Linked DNA regions of Homo sapiens: region 2 is linked to region 1. A link is a loop called in an ENCODE intact Hi-C map of the cell type or tissue named here. Cell type or tissue: endothelial cell of umbilical vein. All regions are shown on one strand. Each heading gives the region's core, and the rest is flanking DNA. Links, peaks and the distances in the headings are about the cores only. Region 1 overlaps CAPZA2 (capping actin protein of muscle Z-line subunit alpha 2). Region 2 overlaps ST7 (suppression of tumorigenicity 7).

Region 1 (8,341 bases), core at 175-8,174:
CAAAAAATTAGCTGGGCGTGGTGTCGTGCACCTGTAGTCCCAGCTACTCGGGAGGCCGAGGCAGGAGAATCGCTTGGACCCGGGAGGTGGATGTTGCAGTGAGCGGTGATCGCACCACTGCATTCCAGCCTGGGCAATAGAGCAAGACTCCATCTCAAAAAGTTTAAAAAAAAATTCTTATTATTGAGAAGGTAAACTCAAGCAAAAAGCTATTAATGTGGACAATATTCATTCCTAATTCTATTCTATAGATAAATTATGTTATTTCACCAATAAAGTGTAAAAACTTCTGTTGCAGACAGGAACTTGATAGCAGCTGTAGCATTAGTGGAGTTTTTCAGACTTTGTACATTAAAGTAAATTTGTAGTAAATTTTCAGTGCATTTGGGAGCCATTTTTGCATGAGTAGTTGAATAGATAGAATAATTGCATGTTAGTGTGAGAATACAGATATGAAAACACTTAGAGCAGAGAATCTAAAATAATTTTTAAGGTTGAAAAGCAGGATGGCAAAACTTGGATCTGTGGTTCCAAGCTATGACCTAAAAGCCTAATCAGTCACCTGAAGCAAAAATTTGTTAAAGTTATTATAGCAATAATTTGTTAAATAGGAGATTCATGCATATCAAAGAAAATGGGGTCTTTGTCTTCTGAAAACCACTCTCTGACAGGTTCCATGAAAATACCCATGGCTGTTTCAAAAAAGAATTTCATAAATTTTATTTTGAGGATTAAGTATAGTTTTTGCATTCTTGCTCTTATGACATATTTACATGTTTCACTATGCATCTAATGACTGAGAACTTTTCTTATACATTCTAATTCGCAGTGTTTCTACTGGAAATGACTTTTGAAATCCATTTACCTCCATCTTCATTCATTTACTAAATATACCACATTTCACTGATTTCAGTACTGATACTTTTTTATATTTTAAGATCTCTGAAATCAGGCTGCATTGTACAATCAATGGGTTGTAATATTTCATTGGTAGCGTTTTTCCTTGTTTAGTGGTACATAAAGTTATGCATCTTATATTGATTGTGAATCAGGATAGGCAAGGATATAGTTCAGTAACAAAACTCCTAAAATCTCAGCACAAGGGTGTTGAATGTGGAGGCTTTGTACTGCATCTCATTCATTCCATGTATGTCTAGCGTGAGTTAGCAGAGAGCCCTGCTCAGGGAAGTAATTTAGCGTTCCAGTTGGTTAGAGAGCTTCCATCTAAACTTTCTTCTCAGTCACTGCAGTGGTGGGAAGGAAATGGAATGAATTGCACACTTGTTTTTTTTGTTTTGTTTTGTTTTTTTGAGACGGAGTGTTACTCTGTCACCTAGGCTTGAGTGCAGTGGCACAATCTCGGCTCACTGCAACCTCTGCCTCCCGGGTTCAGGCAATTCTCCTGCCTCAGCCTTCCGAGTAGCTGGAAGGAGCTCACGTCACTTCTGCTCAGATTTCAATTAGCTAAAGCAAGTTACATGTATAAACCTAATTTCAGAAAGGTCAGGGCAGAAGAGGAGAATTGGAATATTTGTGAATAGCAGTAATGACAGCATAGATTAAGTTTTAAATTCACTAAAGTGTAGCGATCACCTGGAAGGTAGATATAATGCAAAACTAGATTCGAAGAGGAATTGGACATATGTAATATACATACTAAATTGGGTCTAAAAATTTAGAAGATAGAAAAGCTACTTCTGCCTAGGGGTATGGTAAACATCAGTTGGGGTCAAGCTCATACCAGAGAGCACAACATAGGGAAAAATAACAGGAAAGTGGGAACAAGCAGGCAGTGAGTTTTGTGTAAAAAGAATTCAGTTAAATAGTTGAGTGTCTACTCTATATTTGGTACTTTTACAATAAGAGATGCAAAGGTGAATTGTGCTGTTTAACAGCTGACTGTCAGGGTTTTTCCATCTCATCAATGTTGACAGTTTGGGCCAGATATTGTTGGGCAGGTGGACATGCTGTGCGTTGTAGGGTGTTTAGCAACATCCTTAGCCCACATGATATGCCACTACCATAACCCAGGCTTACCAATCCAGAATGTCTCCTGGTGGACAGATTCACCCCTTGTTGAGACCCATGAGTCTAGATAGATTAGAGCTGGTAAGAACAGTTGAGAACCTGGCTTAAGTGGACTTTAGGACCTGGTTTAAGTTCGTCCCACAAGAAATGGAGGAAAAAAAGATCGCCAATAGATTTTAGAGTTGGAATCAAGAAGACTTGATAAATGAATATAGGGGAAAGGCGTGAGTCAGAGAAAACTGTGAACATTAAAGTCTGGATGACTGGGAATTGGTACCACTAGTAACAACTGGAGAACACAGGAAAGAGGATACACAGCTGGGAGGAATAATGGTGAATTTAGTTTTGGTTGTACGGAGTTTGAGATGCTAGTCATTGTCTATGTGAAAATGCCTAGCAGATACGGAGATAGAGAAACAGCTTGGAAAAGAGGTCAGCTCCAGAGATTATATAGAGATTTGAGAATCCTCTTTTTGTGGGTTAAAGCGAGATGGGATAAGCCCTTTAGGACAAAAAGCTTAGACATGGGAAAGAGGAGAGGGCAGGAAGCGTATACTTTATACTTTGATTTGAGGAATAAGAAGTGGAGAGAGACCTAAAGGTGAGGAGAAACCCTTGAGGTCGAAGTGTTACCTACTGATAGCTAGCACAGAGTAGGTGCTGAGGTCACAGAATGTGACGAGAATTTCAAGAAGGAGCGGTGCTCAGTGTTGCAGAGATTAAGGAGTATGAGATTGAAAAAAGCCTTTGGATTTAAGAGAAAGGAATGAGAAACAAATTATACCTACTCTATGCCAGGGACTTTAACATGTATTCTCTCTATTAATTGTCAGAATAACCTTGTTATTATCTTCATTGTACAGACAGGAAACTGGTGCAGTTAAGGCTGTTTAAGTGGTGGACTAGGGATTAGTGGCCTTCAAGAGAATAATTTTACTAGTGTTTGGAGCAAGGAGTGGAGAGACATAAGCCAGATAACTGGAGTCTATAATAAAAAGTATGTGTGTATTTTCCCTTTTCCAGAAACGGCATTTCAGTCTTGTTTGCCTTGTAAACTACTCATCTTTGGATAACCAGACTCAAGGACTTTCTTCTCTTCTTTTGTATCCTGACATACCTCTGCTCCCTAAGCAATTTGTACTTATCTTTGTTATAACATTTACCAGTTTTAATAAATTTACCTGTTGTCCTTATTTCCTGTGTTCTTCAGGGCCAGGCCTTATGTCTTCACCATCTTTGTAATTCCAGTAGAGCGCCTAGCCTGTATTAAATCAGTGATTTTCAACTCTGGCTGCACATTAGAATCAACTGGAGAGTTTATAAACAAAATGAACGCACAGGCTCCTCTTGTGGGTGAGGCCTGGAGTGTCTGTAATTCCTTTTTGTTGTTGTTGTTGTTGTTGTTTTAAAGCTTCCCAGGTGATCTGAATGTGCAACTAGGATTGAGTCTCACTGTATCACTGTATTAGGGGCTCAATAAATGTTGACTAAAGGATGAGGAGTGGAGACAGTAAGTACAAATTATTCTTGAAAAAAATTGGTAGTGAAACAAAAGAGAAAAATATGTATTACTACTTTGTTTTTTCCTGCTATTTCATTTTAAGAATACTTTTTTTTTGTAAGAGAACATTCTAGGGTGTATAAGGGAAATGATTCAGAAGGGAAAAGGAAATTGAAAACGTAAGATAAAGAATAGTTTACATAACTTACTTTCTTTTAGTTGATGATAATGCCTACTTTGGATTCATGGGTTTCTTCATATTTTAAATAAATGGTAAAAACATATTTAAAGAAGAATCAATGTTGAGTTCTTTAGATGACCCAGTTTCAGGTTAAGTGCTGTGGGCCCTGTTTTTAATTACCAATCAAAATGATAATTATAAAGGAAAAAAATTTAGAGGAAAACTTATTAAAACAAATTACCACTCTTAAGTTTACCCATATTAAGATAAATTCACCTGACACACAGACATGTGATAGTGATCACTTGGTCATAAACTATTTAAATGTCATAAAGTTCAAAAAAGTGGTTTTTTCCTCCGGTTTTACCTCTAATTCTCAAAAGACATAGCCATTTTTTAGAGAGCTGTGGAAGACAACTTCAAATAATTCTTTTAGTTGAAGTGGAAAAGTGCATAGTGGCTCCTTTAATTTTACTACCAGTGTCTAAAGCAGTGACCCTTTTTGGTGTTACATTTTCTTGAGAATCAAGTAAAACCTATAAGTCATTTCTCAAGAAGACTAGACACTTCAAATTTTACATCTGAAGTCCCTTAGGGCATGGGTGCAATATCTGGTCACCTTTCAGAATCACGTGGAGAGATTTTCTAAAACATAGATTTCTAGGTCCCCATTCTCTGGAGATAGATTCACTGGGTCTGGAATAGAGGGTGGGAATCTGTATTTTTTCCAAGCTTTCCAGGTGAGTCTGACTGCCGTTCATATCTGAAAAATTCCTACCCTAATGTCTCCTTCCTTGATCATGGCGGCCCATACCATGTGGAAATTATAGGGGCTCTAGGTAGGATTCTCAGATAAAATACTGATGCCTCAGTAAATTTGAATTTAAGCTAAACGGTGAGTCATTTTTAGTATAGCTATTTCCCATAGTAGTGTACCTTTGGACTGCTGGAGAGTGCAGGGTCCTTTGCTTCTAAATTTAATGGCTCTAGATGGCTGTTTGGGGGTTTTGTTTTTTGTTGTTGTTTTTTGGTGGTGTGTATGTGTGTACATGTATGTCTGTGTGCTACCATGCACATACATTGTCTGCTTTTTATACTTTCATCTCCTTTAAACCTTGCTTAAGGTTTAAAAAAATTTTTTTTAATTTTTGTTAGTTTACCATTTTTATAGCTGCTTTGGTGAGGACTCTATTTCCTGTTAAGGAATTGTTTTCTTCAGACAGTTTTAAAATCTCCTGGAACTCAAGTTTTACCTTAGTGTTTGAAAACATGTTGCCAAATGTTCAGCAAAGGCACTAGAACAATCTGGAGAATTCATGGACATAAGCAGGTGAAGTAACATTAATTTTGCCATCTATTTCTGTAAATTGTGGTAATGATTGACAACCCACAGTAAACTCTCACGTTGTACCCTCATGTTCTAGATGGTAATTATAAAACTGAAGTAGCACTACCAATTGCTTCTGACTTCCAGTAATAAACACATCTTGAAGAGGTGACATAGGCTGAGGGAACCCAGTCACTTCCACCTGTGGTACTTCACCATGGAGCTTGTCTTTGCTTGAGAAAGGTACATTCTGTACCATTAATGCAAAGAGTGACACAGTCAAGGATTGCAAGGCAGAAAGATACATGTGAAGCTTATGTTCATCCAGCCCTCCTTCCCTTTGTTCTCTTTCCCTGATAAGTTTTTCAGTCTTATTCAGCAATGTAGGTGTAAGATTGTACATTTCCAAATTCCATATTCCAAGTATCATAGGCCATTAAAAGTACTAGATGTTTTGCACTCACTACTTTTTCTGAGATATCACTCAAGGCCAAAGGCAACAATTCAAAAACCTGCTGATACTTGCCTGGTTCATCAGGGTATCCCATAATGATACCAAGGCTTTTGATCACAGCTTCTCATATCAAATATGCTTTACCTTCCATTTAAGGAGGACCAGGGAGTTAGGAACTTCTTGAGGAAAGTAAGGCACCACTACTCCACAGGATTTAGCTACAAGTAGTGTCCTTTTTGGGTCTTTGTGACTCACCTCTTCCCATCACTGTGGTAAATGTTCGGCTTCTGCATGTGTTGGTCCGACATGATGTGTGAATGCCGTAACACCAGTTAGTATCACTTGCCTTGGCTCTTTATCTGGCCTCTTGATCATACTAGAAAGAATGTGGAGAAGCTGATTTTTCTTTTTAGATTCAAGATGTAGGCACGTTGTATACAATCTGAGGGCATCAGTGTCTCTGTCTTTGCCAGCAGCACGTCAAGTGCAATGTATAGCAAGCAATATCCAAGCATCAGCAGAAGGTGTTTTTCACTGCAGTCAGAGACACTTCTGATCCTAAGCAGCATCTCCTGACACTTGACAAAAAGAAAGTAGTGCATAGTGGAAAGCAGAAGACAGTTTCCTGTGGGGTTTATCAAAGTGAACTGTGCTTTTACTTGATGGAGAAAACAGCATTCTTTCCTTTCTCTCCTAAGGGAAGGGACTGGGGAATTCTCTCTAAGAATAATGGAATTAGGCTGGGCACGGTGGCTCATGCCTGTAATCCCAGCACTTTGGGAGGCCAAGGTGGGTGGATCACTTGAGGTCAGCAGTTCGAGATCATTCTGGCCAACATGGAGAAACCCCGTCTCTACTAAAAATACAAAAATTAGCCAGGTATGGTGGTGCTCACCTGTAATCCCAGCTACTTGGGAGGCTGAGGTGGGAGAATCACTCAAGCCCAGGAAGTGGAGGTTGCAGTGAGCGGGGATGGTACCAGTATACTCCAAGTCTGGGCAACAGAGTGAGACCCCATCCCTCCCCCCACAAAAAAAGTGGAATCAACATTATCTGGTTTTGAAAGATGAATATCCTTTTTTTTTTTTCTTTCCTTGCCTGAACTGTTTATGACTGAAATCTGTTCATTTTCTTCAGAGTCTTGTAGGGATTCCAAAGAAGGTTGAATGGAATCACAAACTACCAAATGGCAAAGTGTTCATTTTTGAGGATGGCCATTTTAGGTCTTCTAATTTGCTCCATCAAAGAACATTTCTCACTATTTAATAAATTAATTTTATCTTCCCAATTTGTGTACTAACAAGGAGTTCTCTACAGGTTGAGGAGTAGAAACAAGTGAAAGAAGATTGCCTAAAATTGATATAAGAGCTTCTAATTCATTTTCTTTCACTCCACTAGCAATATCCATAAAATCTTTCCCAGTTACTTGATCACTTCCAAAGTCTCAGTAGATTTGCAATAAATTGGAGGGTTTTTTTTTTTTATTTTTTGTTTTTGAGACAGGGTCTTGCTCTGTCAGCCAAGCTGGAGTGTAGTTTCACAGTCATGGTTCACTGTATCCTTGACCTCCCAGGTTCAAGTGCTCCTCCCATCTCAGCCTCCCAAGTTGCTGGGACCACAGGTGCTCACCATCATGCCTGGCTAATTTTTTTTTTTTTAAATTTTTTGTAGATACAGGATCTCACCATGTTGACCAGGCTGGACTCAAGTGATCCTCCCATCCCAGCCTCCCAAAGTGTTGGGATTTTACAGGTGTAAGCCATGGCACCTGGCCAAATTGGACATTTTAAAATGTTTATGTTATCCCGTAACTCAAAGTTCTGATCATTATTTTCATCTGAGGTATTTATTGATGTAAACTTGGATTCTTCAATAAAAATTCAGTTACATAGAAGTTTAGAGGCCGGGCGCGGTGGCTGATGCCTGTAATCCCAGCACTTTGGGAGGCCGAGGCGGGCGGATCACGAGATCAGGAGATCGAGACCATCCTGGCTAACACAGTGAAACCCCGTCTCTACTAAAAATACAAAAATTAGCCTGGTGTGGTGGCAGGCACCTGTAGTCCCAGCTACTCAGGAGGCTGAGACAGGAGAATGGTGTGAACCCAGGAGGCGGAGCTTGCAGTGAGCGGAGTTCGCGCCGCTGCACTCCAGCCTGGGTGACAGAGAGAGACTCCATCTCAAAAAAAAAAAAAAAAAAGTTTAGAGCACTCAAGAGGTTTGACTGGCTCCTGAATTTCAGGGCTCAGTTTCTAATGTTTTCGTTCCTATGAAGGAACTTCATTTTCTGCAGCCTTTGTCAGGTTGGCTCAGATCTTCCTTAGTTAAAACGTTGTTGTATGTCAACCACTTCTCTCCTCCCTTCACATCCATTGGCTGATAGGAAACTAGATAATCACACTTGTAAATTTATGTCTGAGATAAAAATAATATGATCTGTGGAGAATCTCATGTTCTCTTCTAATGTTTAGACTATATTTGCTTTTAGACCTTATTTGCTTTCTTAAAACATATTTTTGAGTATCTGAATTCCTTGCTTCCTGTGTGCCTTGATATGTCCCCAGTTACATATCTTAAATTCAGGCTTCACCGGTAAGGTAAGTGAGATCTTGTTTTAATTGCCTCCTCTTCATTCCATTGGTGAGGGAGGGGTTCTTGCCCTGGAATTGGGAGGTTGACAGAACATACAAAACCTGACACTGGACAGATGAGATTGACAGCAGTTTATTAATCACAAATACTCAGCAGCCCAGGAGAGAGGAGACAGCACACCACGCAGGCCCACATGGGAGTTGTGCTTGAGGACGGAGTGAACAGTCAGGGGCTGTAGGAGGCAGACTTTAGTAAGTAT
Region 2 (8,341 bases), core at 90-8,089, 150 kb after region 1:
CCCTGGAAGTTCTCTTGTGGCCTTTCCCAGTCAATATTATTTCCCCTCTTCATGAAAAGGTAACCACTATTCTGACTTCTGATGCCATAGATTCATGTTGTAAGTGGCTCTTTTAAACTTTCTTTATCTCCCCCTTGCTCTTTGCCTGTAAGAGAAGGAAATGTCTTCATTTTCAAATATTGTATTGATTAAGTTGATTTTATGTTTCAGACCTTTGAGGTCAGAAATTTGCAGTAGCCTGGATATCACATTATAATACATTCTGTCTTACTGAAATAATATTGTTTTAAATACTTGCACCCTTCCTCACCAAAAAAAACAGACAAAAAAAGCCTTTAAAATACCAAAAAAATTATGTGGAAGAGTAAACGCTAGTTCTTCAAAGTTAAAGACTTACACAGCTATGGCAATAGAATTAATAAATGCTCTTTTATGCCTGACACTGCTTTCATCAATATCTCCAATGATACTAGTCTCATCTCTTTGACTTAGTGAATCTGAATCTCCCACAGTTGTGCAGATTGGCCACAGTCAGTCTATTTTGGGCTCACTTTGAAATGGGTGTTCTATAGTATGTGTAGACTAATCATCACAAAGCAGGAAGTATAGCTTCTGTAACTCCGTTTATTACCATCTTGATGTATTTCACTGAGCTTTTCCTTTACTAAAGTTTCCCATGTCTAAAAATGGGAGTAGCGTGTCTGCTCTTTAACTGCTTTGAAGATATACAGTTTTAGTTTCTGTGGTCAGAATACTTTAGGTGTAAGAAGAAAGTACTATCAAGTTTTGTTGAGGAAGGTGATAATTAAAATGTATATTTGGAGTTCTTAATTTGATTATATATATATATATATCGTGTGTGTGCGTGTGTGTGTGTGTGTGACGGAGTCTCACCCTGTTGCTCTGTGGCCCAGGCTGGAGTGCAGTGGCACAATCTTGGCTCACTGCAACCTCTGCCTCCTGGGTTCAAGTGATTTTCCTGCCTCAGCCTCCCGAGTAGCTGGGACTACAGGCATGTGCCATGACACCCAGCTAATTTTTGTATTTTTGTTCAGTAGAGATGCAGTTTCACCATGTTGGCCAGGCTGGTCCTGAACCCTTGACTGCAGGTGATCCTCCCGCCTCAACCTCCCAAAGTGCTGGGATTATAGGTGTAAGCCACCACACCTGGCTGATTTAATGATATATTTTAAAATAAATTGATTAAATTCTTCAAAATTAAACAATTTTTCTCTTAAAATTTTATAAGAGGAGAAAATATTTTTAGGGAGAAAGGGAGAAAAAATTTCATCCTTTCTTTTTGTGGAGTAAATGGTTTTGAGGAAAACTGATTTTGCACTGCTGACATCTGGTTACATCCTCCTTGATAAAGCCAGTTATTCTTCAAAGAGTAGATACTTTAAGTATGATGAATTATTTAATTAGCATTTATTGGGCTCAGTCCTCCTCTTGTCTCCTCTCCCATGTTTTGCTTTTTCAATTCTCAAGGGTACCACTTAAGAAGTACTGTGGTGGGAATTGTGCCCTGGTCTAACACGTTAATGCATCTTCCAAAGCACCTACCTTATTAGTTCAGTGAAGAGAGCAACACCTTACCTGCTGAGAAACAGAGTGTCCCTGGGGCAAATAGCATTATTTTATCCTTCTTCCAAAATTTTTTGTATAGTTATAATAATTAAAAAGAACATCTAGAGCATCTGTGGAGGGGGAAAATAAATCACCAGAGAACCAACAAAGCTTTAGTAGGATCCCCCAACCTGAGCTTAGTGGAGATGAGAAACTAGTGGATGGCTGTGTCAGGGGATCAGGAGTCCTCTTTAGCTCTGGTGTGGCTGGTCCACACATACTCCCTGCCATTCCCTGGATAGCTACATCACCTGGGGTAGGCAGCCAGATGCTGGCAATAATTTGGGATACAGTTTGATACCCCATGTGATTTGTCTTTGATGGGCATCAAAAGTTCAGTTGCTGCTTTTGGTTTTCATTACTGATGAGTGCATTAAGTTGAAACTGACAGCTTCTCAGTTTTAATAGGGAGTATGGTACCATGTTACCAAGAACTAGATAATTTTCTGAAATTTTGAGCCATTGTGTGAGAGGTAGTCAAATGAATAATACTCTAGCAATATTAAGTCATCAAGATACTGTAGTTAAACAGACATCTCTTTGATAAAAAAAAAGTGAGTTGTAGTCTTTTATGTGCATCTCAGGCCATTGTTGGTAACTGGTCACATGTGAGATTAAACTTGGGCCTGTTGTTTTGGTGTGTGATTTCTGTGAATTGGCTGAGATTTGAATAGTAACTATGGTCATTCAAAAATGGCTGTTCACATCTGGACCATTTCTCAAAATAAGCATCTAATTATTACTAAATCATTGTGTCAGAGACTGCTGTTTTTGCTGTTAGTATGTTTGGCATTTTAGTACTCTATTTGGTTTTCCTTTTTATTATTATTTGTCATATGAAACTAGGTAATTTAGGAACATGAGCCATTTTCCTTTCCCATTAATAACATTAATCTGGTTATTAGATTTAGCTGCATCGGATTTTAGATGCTTTCATCTTAAAACAAAAATAGAAATACTTAAGTATGTGCACAAAAACCCACCTCTAAGTCTGCACTTAGAGCATTGAATGTAAAAGAAAAATATTGCATGACATTAGATAAGTAGAAAACCACAGACTGCTGAAGTCACAAACATGGAAAAATAATTATGGATTATAGGCATTATACTGGAACATAGTCATACAGGAGCTTGAAAAAGTAAAACTCATGTAATGTATTTGACTCATCTTACCATATCACTTTTTCTTTTTTTCTGATAACACACATTCTGATGTGAAATTTCCGTTTGAGTTCCTTGGCTGTTAGTAGTTGACATTGTAATTTTTAGTATCAAGATAATATTTTAAAGTAAATAAGGAAATTTTTTTCTTCTGCATATTTATATACTAGTACAGAAATGGAGTAAAAATATGCAATGGTTATTTTTAAATCCTCAGATTTCTTATTTTCCCTTCAGTATTGGTCTATTTGTTAGTCTGTAGTTTGTTCAGAAAAAAAATTACATGTGAGTCTTCAGTGATTTGTTGTTTTCATTGTCACAATGGACCAGATTCATATCCTGTATAAACTGTGGGGAGTCTATGGGGAAAATTACCATATATGGAAACTTTCCCCATAGCATCCCCTTGGAGTTACACAGGATGTGAATAGGATTCATTGTTGTTATGGATTCTGAGCTGGAAAAGTCATTGATCATGTGTATTTTTTAAACATTAATAATAGTCACTGCATTAATTTATGTTCAAATACTGTTAAATTTTCAATATGAGACTATATGGACATTACAAATTGTATAGTCATTTATAGACTATAAATTGTATAGTCATTTTTTATTCCTTTTTGAAGAGTATTGATATCCTTCCATTTTTTCCTAGTCAATATAAAGCATGAGTTAACATAATTATTAATGTTTTTAACAAGAAAATGCACAAATGCTATATTATTTAAAAGGTCCCATTTACTGTGCTAGAATAGTAAATAATAAGATTTTCAATATATTTTATTTGTATTAGTAATTAATTCAGATACTTATGAGCAAAAAAATGAATATGCAATTTAATGCATGTTTAGAAATGGCAGCAACCACATGCCAGATGCAGCAACTAATTGCAGAGACTCTGGCTTTCACTTGCTTGGATTCATATCATGGCTCTACCGTGTACTACCAGGGTTTAACCATCTACCATCTAAGCTTACAGTGTGACTTATCCAATGAACTCTCTGTGTTAGGGGAACTGGCCTTTGGGGGCCTGGATATCTGCCAGGGTAGGGCTTATCAAGGGGTGTTTGTGGAGAGAGAGTCCAGCAGTGGAAAATACTGGCTGAAGAGAGATGTCACTTCTTAAGGCTGGGTGAAGACTGGAAGTTGTATGATGGGAATATTTTAAGGGACCCAATAGGAGGTTTGAGGGGAGGAGACTGTATGAAACTAATGAAATGTGAAATGGGTCAGGGTTGGCAAATGCCAGATGCCCTGTGGCAAGCATCATTGATTGGTCATGACACTCTTGCAGGATTAGCATCAGCCACTAAAGGTTGGAATGTTGTCCACTCAGAACACTTCATCAGTGCAAATGTTTTCCATGTAAGTATGAGTAATAGACACATAAATATTTAAATAAACATACAAATACTTACCAAATTAAGAATAAAGGGCTGGGCACAGTGGCTCACGCCTGTAATCCCAGCACTTTGGGAGGCCAAGGCAGGTGGATCACAAGGTCAAGAGTTTGAGACCAGCCTGGCCAACATGGTGAAACCCTGTCTCTACTGAAATACAAAAATTAGCCGGGCATGGTGGCGCATGCCTGTAGTCCCAGCACTGAGGAGGCTGAGGAAGGAGAATCGCTTGAACCCAGGAGGCAGAAGTTGTGATGAGCCAAGATCACACCACTGCACTCCAGCCTGGGCAACAGAGTGAGACTCCGTCTCAAAAGTGAAAAGTAAAGTAAAGTAAAAGTAAAGTAAAGTAAAGTAAAGTAAAGTAAAGTAAGTAAAGTAAAAAGTAAAGAGTAAAGTAAAAAAAAATAAAATATAAATAAAATAAAGTTAAGAATCTTAAGTGTTCCAGAAATGTCTCTCTTTAGACTCTGGGCGGGACATGGTGGCCCATACCTGTAATCTCAGCACTTTGGGAGGCCGAGGCATGAGGATTGTTTGAGCCCAGGAGTTGAAGACAAGCCTCGGTAACAAAGCAAGACCCTGTCTCTAAAATGAATGAATGATATAAAATAAACACACCAGTCTGTGTCACATTATGGTTCTCAGTAATGTCAATGTGTTAATGATTCAGAGCCACCACTGGGCTCTTCTGAATGAAATTCCTATCAGTTGACAATAAATCCCCAGAGTGTAGCAGGGTACCTAGCATATATCAAGTGCTCATGTTCTTTAAAATTTGAATCTGCTGTGGAGTAAGGTAATATCATTGAAAATATGATGTGTGGGCTTGTAGGGTGTTAATATTGAGTTTAATAAAATTTTCTAGGCCAAGGAGTTTATCACACATAATGGGTACATGTCAGAAACATGCCAGTAATCAGCTCTTGTCATCCTTCAGAGCAGGAACAAATGACCCAAACAAAATAATAGCATATGGACTTTTATTACTAAGCCCAAATTTGTTAGTGGGTAAACTACCATATACTGATAATTTGCCATGTACTGGTAAGTTGACTATGTCTAATCTAAGTTTGCTTACCATTCTTAAAGGTTAAGTAAAAATAATGAGTTACTAATAATCATCAGTTTATGTACAGCATGAAAATTGAGAATTGTTTGCTTGCAATACTGATATAATTTCAGGAACTAGAAAAATTATTTTACTTTTTTTTGTGAGCATTTCAGACTGTTAAGATTGAGGCTTTTGGCATATTTTGGGCAGTAGCAAGCCCGATTGTAAAGCGTATAGATTAGGAAATCACAGTGACTCCATTGGGGTATTCTTTACTACCTCCTCCACCTCTGGCTTCTTCTAGAACACCTAGTTTTCAGGGGGAGGCTTTGGTAGGGTCTGGCCTGGTGGTACGCATGGATGGTCCAAGCCCGGACTTGTCTCAGAAGTCTGAATTTCTCATCTGAAACTTTCCTAGGTCTTGTGTTGGTATAATGATGTTTCAGTTACCCATTGCTACACAACAAACTACCTCAAAACATACTGGTTTAAAACAATTATGTATTATTATCTTTCACAGTTCTGTGGGTTGACTGGACTCCATTGGTGGTTCTCATGAAGGGTCTCTTGCAGTTAGATTTCTGTCAGTGCTGTAGTCATCTAAAGGCTCACCTGAACTAGATCTCCAGGATAGCTCTGGCATATACTATCAGTTGAGGTTAGCTGTTGACTTAGGGCTCAGCTGGGGTTGTGGGCAGGAATGCCTATACAGTTGACCCTGGAACAACTTAGGGGTTAGAGGCTCTGATCCCTGCACAGTTGAAAATCCACATGACCTTTTACCACTAAAAACGTAACTACTAATAGCCTACTCTTGACTGTAAATCTTACCGATAACATGGATAATTAACACATATTTTGTATGTTAAATATATAGCTATAAATATATATGCTGCATATATAAATATTTGTGTATATTTCTTTATGTGGACATATGTTTTCATTTCTCTTAGGTAAATACCTAGGCATGCCATTGTTGAGAAACTGCCAAACCATTTTCCAAAGTGGTTATACCGTTTTACATTCCCACTAGCAATGGATGGGAGTTCACTTGCTTCAAATTCTTGCCAACATTTAGTATTGTCAGTCTTTTTAATTTTTGCCAATTTTGTGGGTGTGTAATGGTATATTGTGATTTTAATTTGCATGTCTTTCATTCTTATCATATTAAACAATTTTTCATGTTCTTTTTGGCCATTTGTGTATCTTCTTTCGTTGTGTTTGTTCAAATCCTTTGCCTGTTTTAAAAATGAGGTTGTCTTCTTATTACCGAGTTTTGAAGGTTCTTCATATATTTTGATACAAATCTTTTGTCAGGTGTATGTATTGACAATATTTTCTTATAGTCTGTAGCTTTCCTTTTTATTTTCTTAATAATGTTAAGTTTTTAATTTTGATGAAGTCCAGTTTATCAATTTCTTCTGTCCTATGTAAAAATATTTTGCTTATGTTATTGTCACGAATATTTTTCTCCTGTATTTTCTTCCAGATGTTTTATGTGTTTTGCTTCTATGTGTGCTATGATCCATCTTTAGTACATTTTTGTTTGTAATATGAGGTAATGGTAAATGTTCATTTTTTTTTTTTAGTGAAATGAATATTCACTTCTTCTAGCACCATTTCTTGAAAAGACTGTCATTTCTCCATGGAATTGGCAACTTTATCAGAAGTCAGTTCACCCTATATTTCTAGTCTATTTTATTCTAGGGATCTGTATATTTATCCTTAGGCCAATACTATAATTGTTATTACTGTATAGCTTTATGATCAGGTAGTGTAAGCCCTCCAAGTCTGTTCTTTTTCAAAATTCTTTTGGCTATATTTGATCCTTTCATATCCCTATGCATTTTTAAATTTGCTTGTCAATTTCTAAAAAAAGACCTGGGATTTTGATTGAGAGTATATTTAATCTATAAAGTAACTTGGGGAGGTTTGACATTTTAACAATATTAAGTTTTGCAATTCATGAACATGGTATATTTGTCATTTAATTTAGGTCTTTAATTTCTCTCACAATGGTGAAACCAGTTATAAAATTAAAAGAATAGGTTATTTTTCATTGATAGAAGAATACTTATTTGGAGTGGAATGACTTATATTACCCACTGAATATATGTTTCTAGGGAACATATAGTAAATGTAAAAGTGGTGGTATTAGTAAAGCATCATTAATTTGAATTTGGAGGAATTATTTGCACTTGTAAAAATCTTAAATAACCTGGAAAGTGAGATTTCACTAAACAGATGTTGTCATGAAGAAGTCTTTTGAGGGTATGTCTTAACAAATAGATTAGAATTGTTTATACATACAGGCAAAAAACAACCCCATTGAGAAGTGGGCAAAGGACATGAACAGACACTTTTCAAAAGAAGACATACATGCAGCCAACAAGCATATGAAAAAATGGTCAATATCACTAATCATTAGAGAAATGCCAATCAAAGCCACAATGACATACCATCTCATACCAGTCAGAATGGCCATTATTAAAAAGTCAAAAATAACAGATGCTGGTGAGGTTGCAGAGAAAAGGGAACGCTTATACACTGCTGGTGGAAGTGTAAATTAGTTCAGCCATTGTGGAAAGCAGTGTGGCAACTCCTCGAAGAACCAAAAACAGGATTAACATTCAACCCAGCAACCCCACTACTGGATATATACTCAAAGGAATACAAGTAATTCTACCATAAAGACACATGCATGCATATGTTCACTGCAGTACTATTCATAATATCAAAGACATGGAATCAACCTAAATGTGCATCAGAGGTAGACTGGATAAAGAAAATGTGGTACATATACACCATGGAATACTATACAGCCATAAAAAAGAACAAGATCATGTCCTTTTCAGGAACATGGATGGAACTGGAGGCCATTATCCTTAGCAAACTAACACAGGAAAAGAAAACCAAATACTGCATGTTATCACTTTTAAGTGGGACGTAAATAATGAGAACACATGGACAGAAATTGGGTAATAACAAACACTGGGGCCTACTTGAAGGAGGAGGGTGGGAGGAGGGAGAGGTTCAGAAAAAAAAAACCCACAAAAAACTTTTGGGTACTGCGCTTATTACTGAGGTGACAAAATAATCT

Evidence for each region. Peaks named below come from ENCODE experiments on the same cell type or tissue, not always from the same donor. Only the 100,000 strongest peaks of a DNase experiment are listed, where the experiment ranks them.
Region 2: it touches region 1 in a loop (2.9-fold over the local background); 2 of 110 quality-filtered maps call a loop at or near these places.

The regions. Positions count from the first base shown.
Region 1 is chr7:116,868,578-116,876,918 of GRCh38, forward strand. All of the region lies in intron 1 of CAPZA2 (capping actin protein of muscle Z-line subunit alpha 2), which reads left to right. It also overlaps the pseudogene LOC100418716. Among named protein-coding and RNA genes, the nearest start is that of CAPZA2, 10 kb to the left of the region's middle. In endothelial cell of umbilical vein, for the core only: no CTCF peak of the experiment used is centred there; DNase peaks (open chromatin) are centred at 1,224, 1,894, 2,894 and 3,584; H3K27ac peaks cover 6,433 bases.
Region 2 is chr7:117,022,941-117,031,281 of GRCh38, forward strand. The region is part of intron 1 of ST7 (suppression of tumorigenicity 7); the gene reads left to right. Among named protein-coding and RNA genes, the nearest start is that of MIR6132, 6.9 kb to the left of the region's middle. RefSeq lists an enhancer at 1,740-1,829. In endothelial cell of umbilical vein, for the core only: no CTCF peak of the experiment used is centred there; a DNase peak (open chromatin) is centred at 3,131; H3K27ac peaks cover 1,951 bases.